Linked DNA regions of Mus musculus: region 1 is linked to region 2. The links are chromatin loops, found by intact Hi-C in ENCODE. Cell type or tissue: left cerebral cortex. All regions are shown on one strand. Each heading gives the region's core, and the rest is flanking DNA. Links, peaks and the distances in the headings are about the cores only.

What was found. A loop is a pair of places that touch in the nucleus more often than their neighbours do. Peaks named below come from ENCODE experiments on the same cell type or tissue, not always from the same donor. Only the 100,000 strongest peaks of a DNase experiment are listed, where the experiment ranks them.
Region 1: it touches region 2 in a loop (4-fold over the local background); 5 of 42 quality-filtered maps call a loop at or near these places.

Annotation. Positions count from the first base shown.
Region 1 is chrX:106,380,903-106,389,330 of GRCm38, reverse strand. It overlaps the pseudogene Gm6325. Among named protein-coding and RNA genes, the nearest start is that of Mir6382, 75 kb to the right of the region's middle. In left cerebral cortex, for the core only: a CTCF peak has its summit at 3,822 (motif pointing right); a DNase peak (open chromatin) is centred at 3,818.
Region 2 is chrX:106,022,510-106,030,937 of GRCm38, reverse strand. Atp7a (ATPase, Cu++ transporting, alpha polypeptide) reads right to left here and starts at 3,714. Exons shown (of 23, transcript NM_009726.5): 1 at 3,559-3,714. In left cerebral cortex, for the core only: CTCF peaks have their summits at 3,827 (motif pointing left) and 4,362 (motif pointing left); DNase peaks (open chromatin) are centred at 3,764 and 4,301; H3K4me3 peaks cover 1,553 bases; H3K27ac peaks cover 786 bases.

The sequences.
Region 1 (8,428 bases), core at 337-8,336, 360 kb before region 2:
AGGATTCGGGAGTGGGTGGGTTGGGGAGCAGGGAAATGGGGGAGAGGATAGGGGATTTTTTGAGGGGAAACTAGGAAAGGGGATAACATTTGAAATGTAAATAAAGAAAACATCTAATAAAAAGTAAAAGAAAAAAAAGTAAGTAATCCAGTACATATTTAGCTTGAGAAAGGAGCAGGCTAGGTGGTACTAAATTACCCTCTCTCCTTTTCCATAGGACTGGCTATGACAAGAATGTAGAAACTTCTGTAAATGTTTAGGGTACTACTGATCCATTGAGGTGTTTGATAAATACATTCAGAGCCATTGTCAAATTAAATGGGAGGCATGAGAAATGACTTCTCTTACAAGCCTTGAGGCTAAAATGGAGACACATTTGTTAGAAGTGGGGAAAGCCTCTACCAAACCTGTGAAAGTGTCAACTACAGCTACTACCAGGAAGTACTTGGTGTATCTTATGGGAAGACGGGATGAGTTGCACAGTAAGTAGATGAGTACGGAAAGGTGGGTGCCTAATACTAGCTTGAAGAGAGACCATTGACAGATGTTACATTGTTCACAGAGATCCTGTAAGCATTTTTTCATAAGAGGGCAGAGATGAGCTTGTGTACTAAGAACATGTCAGAGGGGAAAGAGGTTGGCCTGGAAAGTAGCAATGGCTCTCATGGAGGGAAAAAAAATTCTTTTCAGGGGAGGAACAGAATAGTAGGTTGTTAAAATACCAGTAGGGTTGTCAAAAGTTGGCTTTGGTGGATCTGGTATGTTCTGATGGTATGAGAAGAAAAATCTGAAAAGATGAGAAGCTATGTAACACAGTCAGAGGGAAAAGATAGTGGGACACATCATGGCCCTTCACCAACTAATAGAATCAGGGGTTAGGCAGTCATGTTTCCAAAGTTGAGCCTTCAGGTAATGGGGCTGCTTCCAGGACACACAGGAGAAATTTCCTGTTAATAAGGAGAAGCCCTTTGAAGTGAGGAAGCACTATTCTATCCAAGTGTGGGAGTCTGAATGAATGATATCATAGGAATGTTTAAAGTGAGTGTAGATGCTAATTGTCCAATCTGTAGCTAGGTGTATGACACCCATTGGCCAATGAACTCTGCATGCTAAAAAATGAAGGGAACTTGCCTCATCCACCCATTGGGGAAGCAGCCAAAATCATAATGGTAGCACTCTAAGACTGTTGTCAAGCCAGATGGATATGGGGGTTCCTAGAAAACTACCATCAGTGAGCCTATCCAGAGGTCCAGGAATGGGAATTCCCACAAAAACATAAGGGCCTATCCATTACCTTGTAATAATTATCAAGCATTTGGACCACAAGAAAGATATTACCTGAATTTGTATAGAGAGAAGAGTGGTTAGGGTTGAGCGGATTCCAGGGCTGAAGAGAAACTGGACATTGGAGAAGGCAAGTGTGACAAGTCTGGGAACAAAAGGAGGAAGTTGAGGACAGTGCAGAAGGGCTGATCATGTTGCACATAGGTAGGGTCAAGCCACGGGTTGAAGGATAATAACTTTAAGGGGCCTGGGGATGAGCAGAATGGCAGGTTCTTGAACATTAAGGCATAAGGGGCCAGCTCTGAAATATAGAGAAATGGGCAACAGGTCAGAGTGAGTCTCCTATTCGTTGGACTAGATGGACTAAGACCTACTTACGAACACCAGAGCGGTAAAGGTCAGGAAGTGTCAGGAAGGGTTGGGAGCCCAAGGGCAGGAGTTCCTGAGGGCCTGATTCAGGGCTATAAAACCTTGCTGTGTGTCTGGACTGGAAACAGATGACAATGAGATCATCTTTGGATGCAGCATAAGAAGGTTGGGAGACACTAGGGAGGACACTGGAGACCTACAACTGTAAGTAGCCACTGTGGCATAAAACTGAAGGGGGGTCTCTCTGTCTTAGAACTACTTGGGTCTACTCTATTGGGAGAAGAATGTTGTGGGGAGAGGGGGATATTTGGAGGGAAGAAAAGGGAGAGTCAGAGGGAAAGACAGGAGAGAAGAAACAAGAGAACCTGATTGCAACTGAAAAACATTCCAGAAATGATAGGCTTTGTCTCCAAATCCCTGCTGAGAACCTGCCAGGTAAGTTGCTGGGAGAAGTTCTAATCAGGGTCAGTCCAAGTGAAAAGATTGCAGAAAGATATCAAGATTTTGTTGGAGTATAATGGTGAACAAGGGAACTTTAGTGTCTGTTATTGAAAATGGAGGTGATGTCTGGGGGATCTGAGAGGAAATAGTAGACAGTTGGGGGATTCATGGATGGACAGCAAGTAGGAGACTATCGTCCTGTCAAAAGTCTAGAAAAAGGTGGGAGAAACATTGGGCCTTCAAATACTAAAGATGGGCATGTTGTCAATGGCAACACAGTTTGTGGGCATGGGGATATTCACAAGGTGAGTAGAACAAGATTGACACAGGTAAAGCCAACAGGAGGCAGAAGACTTGTAAAGAGAGAACTTCCTACCATTTTTCTGGCTCTGAACCTAAAGTGATTGAAGTTCCTGAGAATTTGCCAAGTCACATATGCTATTAATACCACAGAGAGTTATTCAATTTATATTAGGACTGGAGCATTGGATAGGTCAGATTTTACTCCTGAGACCCCTGACCTGTGTCCCTGTCAGGATGTCCATCAACTGTGGGACACTTCCAGGGGAGGACAGAAAAGGAAACATCAGGCATCCCAGTAAGAACTCCTTGGACTCTCCATAGAGGAAGTATCCAAGGAACAGATTTCCTAGTCACCTTGGGAGAGAAGGAGCGAGAAAAGAATCACTGAACACTTCCAAGAAAAAAACAAGAAGCCTTCACAATGCCAGAGCTGCTACAGAAGGGAACGTGAGAGAAAATGGTGGAGGGAGCTGAGGAGGAGAGGGAGTAGAGGAGAAGAGAGGAAAAAAGGAGAGAGATGAGAGAACAAGTGGGAGAGGAGAGAAGAGATAGGTGAGAGTAAAAGAGAGAAGTGAGAGATAAAAAGAGTGATCCAGTCCAATGGTTCACCTAGTACATAGAGTGTTGGAGAAGGGATACATTCTGAAGAGGGTTTGGGGTATCATGAGCAGGTTCCCATACTTCTACAAAATGTATAATCATCTTCATGCTAACTGAGTGCAAGACTGAAAGAAAGGAGGAAGAAAGGAGAACAGGGAGGGAAAGCCAGTGACCTCCCAGAATAGAGTACAAGATGACCTACCACAATCAGCTGCTTCCTGGGTTGCAAGAAGACCCTAACACTCTGGACGCAGATCCACAGCAGTGGGGACAGATTAATTTTGAAATAAACCTTAGGAGGTCTCTCATCACAGAAGGTGTTAGAACAAATGTCTCTTACAGGCTATGGTTTTATCAGAGATGGGGAAGGGGCTGAGGTCAAGTTGAACAGGTGAAAATCATGGTTAAACAGAGATGCACAGGAATGATGTTAGTGGTGTGAACTGTGGGAACCTGGCTATGGGAAAATGAAACTGCTAGTGACAGGAAGGAGGGATTATTCAAACTGGAATTTATTGACAGGAGGAGACAGGGCTGGAATGAAGGCTGCCAATGACTCATGTTCTTGTTCTCTCCCACAAGCATGGGCAGTTGTCCTAATTTAGGTTTGTTCTTTGGGTGGAGGTTGGCCTTCCCTCACAAGGCAGAGAGGTACTTTCTTGCTTACAATGGCCCTGTACTTTGTTGATTGGAAATGTCCTGAGAGAAACATATAGCTGAGTAACTTTTAGAACTCATGTCTAAAATGTCCTGACTGACAACAGCAATAATAGGAAGGAGTCCTTTGGAGCAAAAATGAGCTGATTCCTTGAGAATAAGCAGGGTGGCCACTAGATAGAGCTCTAGGGCTTTCTAAGATAATCAGGAAATAGACAATTCTGGCATCCATGTACAGATCTTGCTTTGTCTTTGTTTAATCTTCAAGTATTCAATTTATCAGATGTACAATTTTATACCTTTGTAATAATATTATAGCATATACATAATATTCTTTGCAGACTTGTTTATAATGACAAAAATATATTTTAAAACATATCCTATACCTACTTGTTAGTGACTATATAATATATGGAGATAGTGGAGCACTAGAAAATGCTTTATTAGCCTTATTTATAATAGCGAGAAACTGGAAAGAACCCAGATGTCCCTCAACAGAAGAATGGATACAGAAAATGTGGTACATTTACACAATGGAGTACTACTCAGCTATTAAAAACAATGGATTTATGAAATTCTTGGACAAATGGATGTATCTGAAGGATATCATCCTTAGTGAGGTAACTCAACCACAAAAGAAGTCATTAGATATGCACTCACTGATAAGTGGGTATTAGCTCAGAAACATAGAAAACCCAAGATACAATTTGCAAAACACAAGAAAATCAAGAAGAGGGAAGACCAATGGGTGGATACTTCATTCCTCCTTAAAATAGGGAACAAAGTACCCATGAAAGGAGTTACAGAGACAAAGTTTGGAGCTAAGACAAAAGGATGGACTATCCAGGGACTACCCCACCCAGGGATGCATCCCATAATCAGCCACCAAACCCAGACACTATTGCATATGCCAGAAAGATTTTGCTGATGAGACCCTGTTATGGCTGTCTCATATGAGGCTATGCCAGTGCCTGGCAAATAGAGAAGTGGATGCTCACAGTCATGTATAAGATGGAACACAGGGCCCCCAATGGAGAAGCTAGAGAGAGCACTCAAGGAGCTGAAGGGATCTGCAACCCTATAGGTGGAATAACAACATGAACTAACTATATGAACTCCCCAGAGCTTGTATCTCTAGCTGCATATGTAGCAGAAGATGGCCTAGTCGGCCATCACTGGGAAGAGAGGCCCCTTGGTACTGCAAACTTTATATGCCCTGGTACAGGGGAATGCCAGGGCCAAGAAGCTGGAGTGGGTGGGTAGGGGAGCAGGGCGGAGGGAGGGTATAGGGAACTTTCAGGATAGCATTTGAAATGTATATACAGAAAATATATAATAAAAATATATTAATTTTTAAAAATGCTGTATTTTCTCATTTTTCTGCACCAACCCCTGTATCTTCAATATGTATACACAGAATATATATATATATATATATATATATATATATATATATATATATACTTCAAATATTTTTATTGAAGAAAATTAAGAAAAGCTTTTAAAGTAATTCATGATTTGTCAGTGTTCTTTGGATGCTTAGGTAAAAGGACTTGAGATTTTATGATTACTACTGAACTTTATTGCATTTATTATATCTCTTAGAAACTTATCCTCACAGAAGAGTGAGCCATAACCAACCCGATGAGAAGACTGTAAAGACTGGAGAATATTCAAAGAAGAAAATAAGAGATCACCAATTTGGTGAACACAAGACTGCCTCTACATTTAGTGACACAACTTTGCTTCTGAACAAAGCCATTGACACATCTGCTCCTCCTGGTACTCTCTGTCCTTACACTGTGAATACTGCTCCAGATACTAACACTGATAACAATACTTCAGACACTTACTCTCTGAATACTGTCTTAAACAGTTGCACTATTGACAGTGCTCCAAGAAACATGGCTGACAATAATCCAGACACTAATCCTACTAACAGAATCACTAGTTCTTCTGCTCATACCCCAAGCATTTCTACCTCAAATGTGGGCTTTTACACTGACATCAATAACAATATTATAGGCCCTTCCATAAGTAATTACAATCAAGTCACCTATGATGAAACTCACGAACCACCAGATGCTAAGAGTATTCCAAGCTGTACTTCTGAGAATGCTTGCAACACTTTCTTCTCAACTAATGATGGCCTCAGACCTTCTAATGTTGCCAGCATTTCTGAAAACGTTCATGGAGAGACAGAGGCTAACATGGGAGCTAGAGACAATAAGCAGATATTAGGTGAAAACCAAAAGAAGAGTCAGTCGTCAAATGCATCACTGAAAGGTAAACACAGGAACCCCATTCTGTTGTCAATGAGGGTACAAGCCAAATAATTTGGACTCACAGTGCATTTTAAATAAATTTTTATTATACATAATTATCTATTTATATGTGTATGTGAACAAGGGAGATCAGAGGGGAACTTAGGGGAGTTTGTTTTCTCCTTTCAAAGATGCAGGTCACTGGTTCAAACTCAGGTTATAGTGCTTTGTAGAAAGTACCTTTACTGTCCAGGTCACCTTGCCAGCCAATTCAAACTTTTAGAGTGCCATTCTCTGCTTCTGTTTCCCTTCACATCCACTTTTTCTAATTTATTTTTAATGTATTATTAATTGACATGTAATAAGCCTAAACTTATAAAATGCAATGAGACATTTTGATAAACATTTATATACGGGATATATAAATATAATTTGGAATTAGAAAATGAAGATAACTAACATCCATCATCTCACTTATCGATTAGGATTGGATTTTTCTTTTCTTTTTTATGTTGAAACATATGAAAATGTATGTCCACTGTATTGAAATATACCTTATAACGACTAAGTCATCCTGCTGTTCAATAACTCCAAACACCTATTCCTTCTACATGAATTTTATTTCCTTTGATCGGCAATTCCACCCTGCTCCGATTTCCTGATTATTATGTTTCTTACAACTTTACCTAATTCAACATACAAGTGAGATCATGACGTTTAATATATATGTTCACTGGGTTCTGATTCAAATCTTTAAATACAAATTTAATTGGGTCTTACTAGATTTCATAGTGATGACATATTTGCAGTCTGATCTAACTCTTTTCTCTTGACTTTCCCAAAATATTATTTTTGTTTGAGGTCTTTTTTCTTACTTTTAGAACACAATACAGAGTACAGAACACAGCCATGTTGTTTTGCCATTGGAAAACCTGTGGTATGTAACAAAAGTAAAGATTTCATGCTCTTCCATCTTTTCCATCTAAACCCTCCAAATTCATTTCTATTTTTAAAGCATTTACTGTGTTGATATTTTCATACTCTTCTGCAGCAATGCAATAAGATCCAGTGTGGCATCATTAAAGATAGGAGTGGTGGCTAATTAGTTAATCATAGTATTTAAGCACCTAATATGAGAATTGGAGCTAGTATGAAACAACTAAAGAAAAGTTTGCATTTAAAAGTAGAGATTATGACTTTTAAGTATACTGCTTGCATTTTCTTCATTTTAGGTTTCTAATATTCAAACCCAATCTGCTACTGTTTCATGGACTCAGAAGTGTAACAAAAAATGTGATATTAATTCTTCTATGACATATGAATTGGCACTGTCCAGCAATGGTAAAAATGGACCCTATAAAAACATTTATATGTAAGTGTTTTTAATTATCTTGCATTATTTAATTCAAGCATACAATATAAACATATAGTCACTGTGCCCCAACTTGCACCTAGGCTGAATTCCTCATTTTCTCCTAAATTCTTTTTGACAGGAGTGGGTATCTAGTAGTAACTTACCAAGCCAATCCACATAGCTTATTAAAATCATGGTATGTATTCAAATATCTACTCATCAGCTAGGCAGTGGTGGTAATCACCTTTAATGCTAGCACTCAGGAGATAGAGGCAGGGTGATCTCTGAGTTAAAGGCCAGCCTGGACTACAGAGGGAGGGCCAGGAAAGCCAGGGCTACAATACAGAGAAACACTGTCTTGAAAAACCTAGATAGATAGAAGGATGGATGAATGGATTGATACAATTTTATTTTGATAATTTTTCTTCTTATTCAGAGACTCGATATGAAAATGTAAATTTATGCAAAGTTTTATTTCTTTGATAATTAATACTTAAAGTTGTGCTATCTAATAATCTTAGCCAACAATCCTCTATGCTGTGTAGCAGAGATGGGGTTATGCAAAATTGGCTTGCATGGAAATCTTTCTCTGGTATGTCATGTATTTTATGAGCACCACTACCTTAAAAAGATAAACAAGTTAGCTTTCAGCATTGTGAGGAGGAGAGGGAAGAGGAGGAGCTACATCAGGAGGAGGAGACTGCCTATTTGCTTCCACCTCTGATTACCCTTTGCTCAAAAGCAAAGTAGCCTTTGATTAAAAGTATCACTATCTTCCATTTTAGAGATTTCTTTTTAGGATCTAGAGCTCTAGATGTCTTTGCTCAGGAAGACATAGCTGTAGGAATATAATCCCTCTGTTCGTGTGACAGACAGGATCTCACCCAGAAAGTTCTTCTTAAACTGAATAAATTAATTGTATGAGGCATGCTGTTCTTCTAAAGCATTTGGTATCTACACACTTTTGAATAAGCTACTTAAGACCAAACCTAAACTATTTTGGTTAAATATATACAGTAATAAAATGCAAACTGGATAGTTTGAATGAATATGGTATAAATATATACTGAATGAAGAGACAAGACAAACTCAGAACTACCTGGTGGCTGCTTTCCTGATGACTACTTTGTTCAGCTCCTTCAGCTTCCTCTTGGTG
Region 2 (8,428 bases), core at 81-8,080:
TTGAACTCACAAAATGAGGAAATCAATTTGCTGACCACACAGGACAAACAACATGAAAGCAGAAACACAGCACCCACTCTGTAATTAACACAAATTGGAAATAAATATTGCTTCTTTTCTTGCCATATTCCCTCAATAAATTGAGTTTGCAAGTTTTCTGTTTTGTTTTGTTTTGTTTTGTTTTGTTGTTTCTTGGTCTTGCTATGTAGCCCAGGCTGGTCTCAAACTCTTAACTTGGCCTCTCAAGTGCTTCAAATTAAACATATACCACCACAGCCAGAAATAAGTTGTATCACATCAAGTCAAGCTACAGACTGAGAACAAGAAGTAAAAGAATTAGAGTTGTCAGAATGCGAGTTTGAACTGAACCACTCGCCATGATGTACCAGCTATCTGACTCATTCTTATTTTTACTGTGTCCTTGGGAAGATCTCTGTTTAATAACAAAACCCTGCGACCTATTATCCCACCACTTGGCAGGTAGAAACAAGAGAAATGGGAATCCAAGGACAGCTTGGGCTACATAAAACACTGTCTAAAAACGAACATAACATGCTTGCAAGATGGCCCTGCTGGTAGGGGTGCCTGCCACCAAGCCTCATGTCCTCTGACAACCACGTAAGAGCTGTTGCATACAGGCAGCCACGCAACATATCACATGTTCAAAAAAAATGAATAAAAATGTCAAAAATAACATTTTCTGACAGGATGTTAATCAGAGGAGAATGTTCTTTAAAAAAAAAAAAAAAAAAGCAAGGTCACCTGCAATCCTAGTACTCAGGGAGGTCTAGTCAAAGATCACTGTCAAATCCAAAGCTAGACTGATCTAGATAACAAGATCCAGACCGGCTGAGGCTTCATACAGAACTCCCACCACAAAAAGACAAAAAGACAAAGGGGTTGGGGGGGACTGGAGAGATGGATTCTACTTCCTCAGCTGAGTTTGGATCCCAGTACCTATGGCAGGTAAGTCAGTTCATAACCTTTGGTAACCTCAGCTCCAGAGCACCAGGCATGATCTCCTAGTTTCAAAGGACACGCCAGGGCTATGTAGTGAGAGACCCTGTTTTTTAAGACCAAAAATACTTGGAAAACTTGGACTGTCCCTTTAATAAAGATAAGTAATAGGAATTTTAGGAGAAAACTCTAAAATATGATTTTCATATATACTAAGAACTGGATAAGCTCAGACAAATATCTCTGACAATTTACTTCCCTAGTTCAAAAATGAATATATTTTCATTTTCTGTAATGTCAAAATTTACAAATAATATTTTGACAAGCAAATCTGAATATAGTATATAGAGAAAAATCAGTTCTTTTTGTTGTTGTTGTTCTCTTTTGTTTTTTCGAGACAGGGTTTCGCTGTGTAGCCCTGGCTGTCCTGGAACTCACTCTGTAGACCAGGCTGGCCTCAAACTCATGGAGATCCACCTGCCCTATCTACTAAGGGCTGGGATTAAAGGCGTGCGCCATCACTGCCTGTTACTTTTTGTTGTTGTTGTTTTAAAGAAAGCAGCCTTCTGCATTAAGAAACAAAGATGTTAACCTATCCTTCAGAAGAAAACTGTTTAACCTGGCTAGGTGCCACAAACCGAGATCTAAGACTGGCTAGAAGAGTTTCTATTACATTACCAAGACAGAGAGAGAAATCAATTTGGAGAAGAAATGCAAGGATTCCTTGAGGGGAAACTGGAACAACTTTTGGCTTTAAAAATTGTTATTCATTGCCAACTTTTTTTTTTTTTTTTGGTTTTTTGAGACAGGGTTTCTCTGTGTAGCCCTGGCTGTCCTGGAACTCACTCTGTAGACCAGGCTGGCTTTGCACTCAAGAGATCTACCAGCCTCTGCCTCCTCACTGCTGGGATCAAAGGTAGATACCACCACACCCAGTTGCCTTTTTTTTTTTTAAACTAAGACACAATAGTCAATCAGAATTAAAAACTGATTGAGGCTCAACAAAAAAAACACAACAAGGGGGCAGCAAGGCATGCTCCCACACAGGACCGCTACCTACTTACTTTAGTGTCTTTTACATTGCAGGTTATATTCCCATTAAGCCTCATACATTAACTGCGTTTATCATTCCCATTTTTTTCTACATGTAGGCTTTTGGTGGGTTAACAGTTCTATATGACTATCCTTCATGACTTCTTTTATGTTTTGATTTTATTTCAAGGTGTCAGGGATAGAATCCAGGGCCTTGCTCATGGAAGGGTAAACTCTACCACCAAACTACCTCCGCAGACCTTACTCTTTTTGTTCCCTCTTGAAATCTTGAAAGGCGTGTTTATTAGAAATAGAGACGTGTATGTACAGTGCCCTCACCAGTATTTCTGTGCCTGGACTATCCCCCCATTCCTCCACCCCTACAGAGCTAAGTCCTGTTCACTGTTCCAGACACAGCTCTAGTGCTTCTTTCCATACAACTTTATAACACTTCCTGGTTGTAATATATGTTACTGAGATTTTAAATGACTGTGTGTTCTTTTCTTTTCCTACTTCATTGTGGGACACTCAGGTACAACAACAAAACCTTCACTACCATAGATACAAGAAAGTTTGAAAATTAAAAAAAAAAAACTAAAACCTCTCTCTTCAAAATAATCTTTCTTTAAGAAGGATAGTAGAAACAATCTAGGTTGTTTATTCAATTATTTGCTAGAACCCACAGTCTTCCTGACCAAATTCGATTCAGTTGATTGCAAACTCTTTTGAGTCCAGGAACTGTCTTAATTTGACATCACCCCATCTCTCTCACTTCAATATCACACCTAATTCAATGTTCTGCACACACTGTCTCAATACAAAGCCGTATTACTAAGTAATGAGGCTATAATTAAAACAAAGTTCAGACCCTAGGAAAATATTGGCTTGTAAAAGCATGAGTGTTGTCCGAGTTTAAAATAACCTCAGCATCTACAACAAAAAGAGTCAAAAGGAAGATACAATCCAGCATGTGGGAGGCACTGAATTCAACCCCCAGCACTTAAAAGAGGGAGAAAGGAGGAGAAAGGGGCAGAGGAAGAGCCTCAGAAAAGCGGCGCAGGGTGGGACAGGGATGGCTGTAACTTTACTGGAAATGGAGCACAAAGAACAAAAAGGGGTAACGAGCCTCCGTTTAGTTTATGCTCCCAGAGCGTGACAAGAAGCCAAATACCCAGTTTTAGAAAAATATTTAATCAGTGATGGTGGTCTTCGGAACCTCATTTTCTAAAGTAGAAAGAGATGTCATTAATCAAAGATCCCAGTCCACAAGAAGTCCAGTGCGCGGTTCAGACCTTCTCGTGTCCACAATTAGCACAGGCCACAGATGATCAAAATACTCTCTTCCAGGAGAGTACAAAAAAAAAAAAAAAAAAGTGGCACAGGTCAGGTCCCAGCCTCCTTTCTCTGCCCTGGTTGAGAGGGTAAAGCCTAAGTGTGGTTAAATATGTGAGTTGTGAAGGAGTTTGGAGATTGCCCCAGCTTAAAGTGGTGACCTTCTCACCATCCTAGATCGTACAGACAACTGACAAAAGAGTGAAGTCGCCGATGGGAAGCCGCTCTGGGACTCACCTGGGTTTCCAGGGCTGGGGTTCGAGCTCTGGAGCTCCGCAGGGCGCAGGGCGGCAGCGATTGACCAGCACGCAGCCTCCGCGCTCGCACACACAGAAGAGTCTAGGCGCAGGCAGCGGCAGCTCCTCCCTCGACGGCTTTCCCAGCCCACAAAGTCGCCCCGCCCTCCTCCGAGGCCCCCACTTCCGGGCGATGCCAGGGCCCGGAAGCTGGGCCGACTAGGGAAATGGTCCACGTCACGTGAAAGGGAGCACGCGCCGGGAGCTCCTTGCGCCCCCTGGTGCACGCATGCATTCTCAGCCAAGATGTAAAGTTAGGCGCTTGCAGTCGCCTAGGCTCCCAACCCCAGTGCCTAAGACAAACGCAACAAAACGGAGGGAAAGTACTTGAATAGTGAGGGCTTGCCATAAACCACCCATAGATTGTCCTTGCCAGCATAAAATATCATAGACCTGGCAAACCGTCTTTACTTACTAAACTAACTCCAGACAGGAAAAATCAGAACCAGGAACTTCCCCCTCATCCCTCTGATGAAAAATGGCATTGTGGTTTGGCGGGGTGGCTTGTTCCTGTAATCCTAGCACTTGAAAGGAAGGCAAGAAGATGAATTGAAACCAGCCTAGAGTTCCTAGCCATACTGGGATATAGAGTAAGAGCCTGTCTCAAAGAAAACTTTCTCCAGGCTGAAGAGATAGCTCAATATTTAAGAGCATTAATAACTCCTCTTCCAGACCATGCAAAGCAGCTCACAACAGCTGGTCCAGGGAATCGATGCCCTCTTCTGGCCTTCTAAGGCACTGCCTACTTGTGCACAGATGTCCATGCAAACAAAACATCCATACACAAAAAAAATAAATCTACCCAAATGATAGACTGCTGCTGTAAACTGAGCTCTAAACCCACATAAATGATGTAGTACACACACGCGCGTGCACACACACACACACACACACACACACACACGATTTTCTCAAATAAAACATAACGACATCATTCAACGGGGTTGGCAGTTCCTTGAGTTTAATCCCCTGCAGGAAGATGTTTACCACCAAATCTGCTGACCTGAGTTCCATCCCTGGTGGAGGGAGAGGACTCCCACAAATTGTCGCAAATTGTCCTCTGGTCTTTACGCTTGGGATAGTACATAGAGCACACCCACAAATAAATACATGTAAAATAAATAAAAATGGACTGGAGCGATGGCTCAATGGCTAAGAGCACATACAGACCCAAGTTCAGATCCCTGAATTCACAGTGTGATAATGTGTAGCTGGGTTGTTACTTTGTGGGCTCTTCGATTTCCCATCCTTTATCATCCCCCCAACTCCCCAATCCCTGTTTCACCACCTATCACTAGATAGGAGAGAAAGGATAGGAGGGGAGAGAGAGAGAGATCCCTGGAACCAATTTCTTTCTTATTTCTTCTGTGAGCACAACCACTAACAAACCAAAACCAAACCTCCTGAAAGACTACCAACCACAAACCAATCTATCGGGGCACTAGCATTTATATACCCAGAATGCCAAATGTCACACAATCACAGAAACTATCTGCAGCTGGCAAAACCATGCTTCTGCTAGAGTGCCAGGCAAATCATGCACAGCTGCTGTGGATACTGCGAAGCAGTTCCATATCCCACGTCTGGGATTAAAACTAAAACACATTCCTATATTTCTGTGTTGACTAAAAAAAACCAAAACTCCAGAATTCTCAGTACAATAATGGGTCGTTCACAACAACTGTAACTCCATGCCCTCCTGTAAGGGGGGCGCCTAGCACCTTCTTCTGAACTGAGGTCACTTACAGCCACATGTGCACATAATTTAAATTTTTTTTTCTAGTATAAAGATTTATTGTGGTGGAAGGAAGGACTTAGAAGAGGGGTAGAGGCAGTGAAAGGGGGGTGGTGAGAAAGACAGGAAGAAAGGCCAGCTGGGAACATGTGGGAACAGAGAGAGTGAAGTCTTAAAATTACATTTTAAAAAGAAACTAAGGCAACTTATAAGTGGGCTCCCAAATATCAGCAAACTGAGTTATAGGTGCAAAATGATTGGTGTTGAACTAAAAGAACATCACTATTCACATACATTTGGCCACTTGGGACACATTTTCCCTCAATACAATTGTCATGGAACTAAAAAATTAAAAAACTAAATAAATCATTTGATGGGGGAACCAGAAAATAAGCTTTAGAGAATCAGAATAGCAAGTCAGCTATCCCTCTAGTTAATCTAGACACTGGTTTACCCGTCACTCACAGCCTCATTAAAGTATCATCTTTGCCTGCATCCTCTATTCTCTGAATACTTGAGCATATTGATATTCTTTTCATGTTTACTATATTGAATGAACCATTATAAGGCAATGTCTTTAGAAAGTTTTCAGGTTTGCTGGGAGTTCAGCAAATACTAAACACCTCCAAATTCCTTCAATATGGGATCAACATATCCTTAATGAAGTCACCAGGTAAGACCATAACATCTGGACCTGAGAAAATGACTCTTCCGTTAAGAGAACTTCCCAGAAAGGCTGACAACTGTCTGTTAAGTCCAGCGCCATAGAAATAGAAAATACATAATTCCATTTCAGAGTAAAGTTAAAAACAGGACCTACGGTATCCATCTTAATCTAACAGTATTTCATAGTCCCTCAAGGAATCTTAAAGGATTGCTTAGTGCTTCTGAGGTAAGCTATCTCAAGTCTTCAGCTACAGAAATGCATAACAGAGAAATTTAGTGACCTCCCAGCTCCAGGTAATTATAAAATCCAAAGTAATGTGTTAGTTATAACAAACAGTTTAATTAAAGGTAGAACTTGCCTGAATGAAGCAGGAAAGCAACAAGGTTCCAATATTGTAGGGACAAAACTCAACTTCATTTCAAAACTGCTTCATTTCTACTAGTGGTCATGGTAGTGTTAAAATCACCCATGAAGACGGGCGTGCTAGCGCACACCTTTAATCCCAGCGCTCGGGAGGCAGAGGCAGGCAGATTTCTGAGTTCGAGGCCAGCCTGGTCTACAAAGTGAGTTCCAGGACAGCCAGGGCTATACAGAGAAACCCTGTCTCCAAAAAACAAAACAAAACCACCCATCAAAGCCAGGTGTGGTGGCACATGCCTTTAGTCCCAGCACTCAGGAGGCAGAGGTAGTCGGAAATTTGTGAGTTCAAGGCCAGTCTACAGATGGAATTCCAGGACAGCCAAGGTAGAGAAACCTTGTCTCAAATAAAAATAAAAATAAAAATAAAAATAAAAAAAAAATAAGTACAAGAGAGAAGAAAGCTGGGGGGTTGGGTCAGTAAGGTAGGGCATTTGCTGCCAGGACCTACATGGTAAAGAGCCTACCCACTTCAAGTTGTCCTCTGCGAATTGTCCTCTGACCTTCACATGTGGACTGTGGCACATGTCAATACAACACACACATACACACACACACACATACACATACAAAATAAGTAAATGTAAAATGCCACATGAAGTTGACAACTATCACTTACCTGACAGAAAGGACAACTCAAGAAAGAGGGACTGTGACGGGGGACTGGAAGGAGGCAATTAGGATGTAGTGATTAATGAAAAAAAAATAAAAGAACAAACCGTAGTGTACATTATTACCTCATCATAATGAGTGCTAGCTCGAAGCTCAAAAGCTATACAACCTAAGGTGTTAAATGTATTGTTTAATCAACATTTCAGATTGATCTGTATTTCGATGGATTAGTACTAGTTTGAATATTTCTACAGATCTCATAAAAAATGTTCTAAACTGGGCTGGAAAGAAGGCTCAGAGGTTAGGAGCACTGACTGTTCTTCTAGAGGTCCCGAGTTCAATTCCCAGAAACCACATGGTGGCTCACAACCATCTGTAATGGGATCTGATGCCCTCTTCTTGTGTGTCTATAGTGTACTCATATACATAAAATGAATAAATCTTTAAAAAAAAAGTTCTACCGGGCAGTGGTGGCACATGCCTTTAATCCCAGCATTTGGGAGGCAGAGGCAGGTGGATTTCTGAGTTTGAGTCCAGCCTATTCTACAGAGTGAGTTCCAGGGCAGCCAGGGCTACACAGAGAAACCCTGTCTTGAAAAACCAAACAAATAAATGTTTCAAGTTTTTTGTTTTTGTTCTTTTTTGAGACAGTGTCTCAACTATGCAGAGCCTGACTAGCCTGGACCACTGCGATGTGATCCTCCCTGCCTCCCTGCCTCAGGAGTACTGAGATTGAAGGTATATGCTACCACACCCAGCTTAAATGTTATCAGAGGCAGAGGCAGGCGGATTTCTGAGGTCGAGGCCAGCCTAGTCTACAGAGTGAGTTCCAGGACAGCCAGGGCTACACAGAGAAGGCCTACCTCGAAAAAAAAATTATCAAACAGCATTAACATAGTTATAAATCTTGAAAACATATATATATAACATAGTTATAAATCTTGAAAACTATTTCTAGTAAATAGAATATGAAATTCCTATCAGATAAACTGCTAAAAGCAACAGAAATTCCATGTTCTGCTTATTAAAACCATCTTCTGGGGGCTGGAGAGATGGCTCAGCAGTTAAGACTGCTCTTCCAGAGGTCCTGAGTTCAAATTCCAGCAACCAGATCACAAACATCTGTAATAGGATCTGACACCCTTTTCTGGTGTGTCTGAAGACAGCTGTAGTGTACTTATGTATAATAAATATATTTTTTAAAAAACATCTTTTGCTTATTAAAACACCATAAATTATAGACTTCAGCTCTTAAAAAAAGGAATGGAACTTGTGATATAATTAACATTTTGTTTAGTTTACACCTTAAACAGGAAATTCATTGCTATACTAAACTCTGGACAATCCTCAAACCTAAAGGTTATATAATATTGCTAGAAT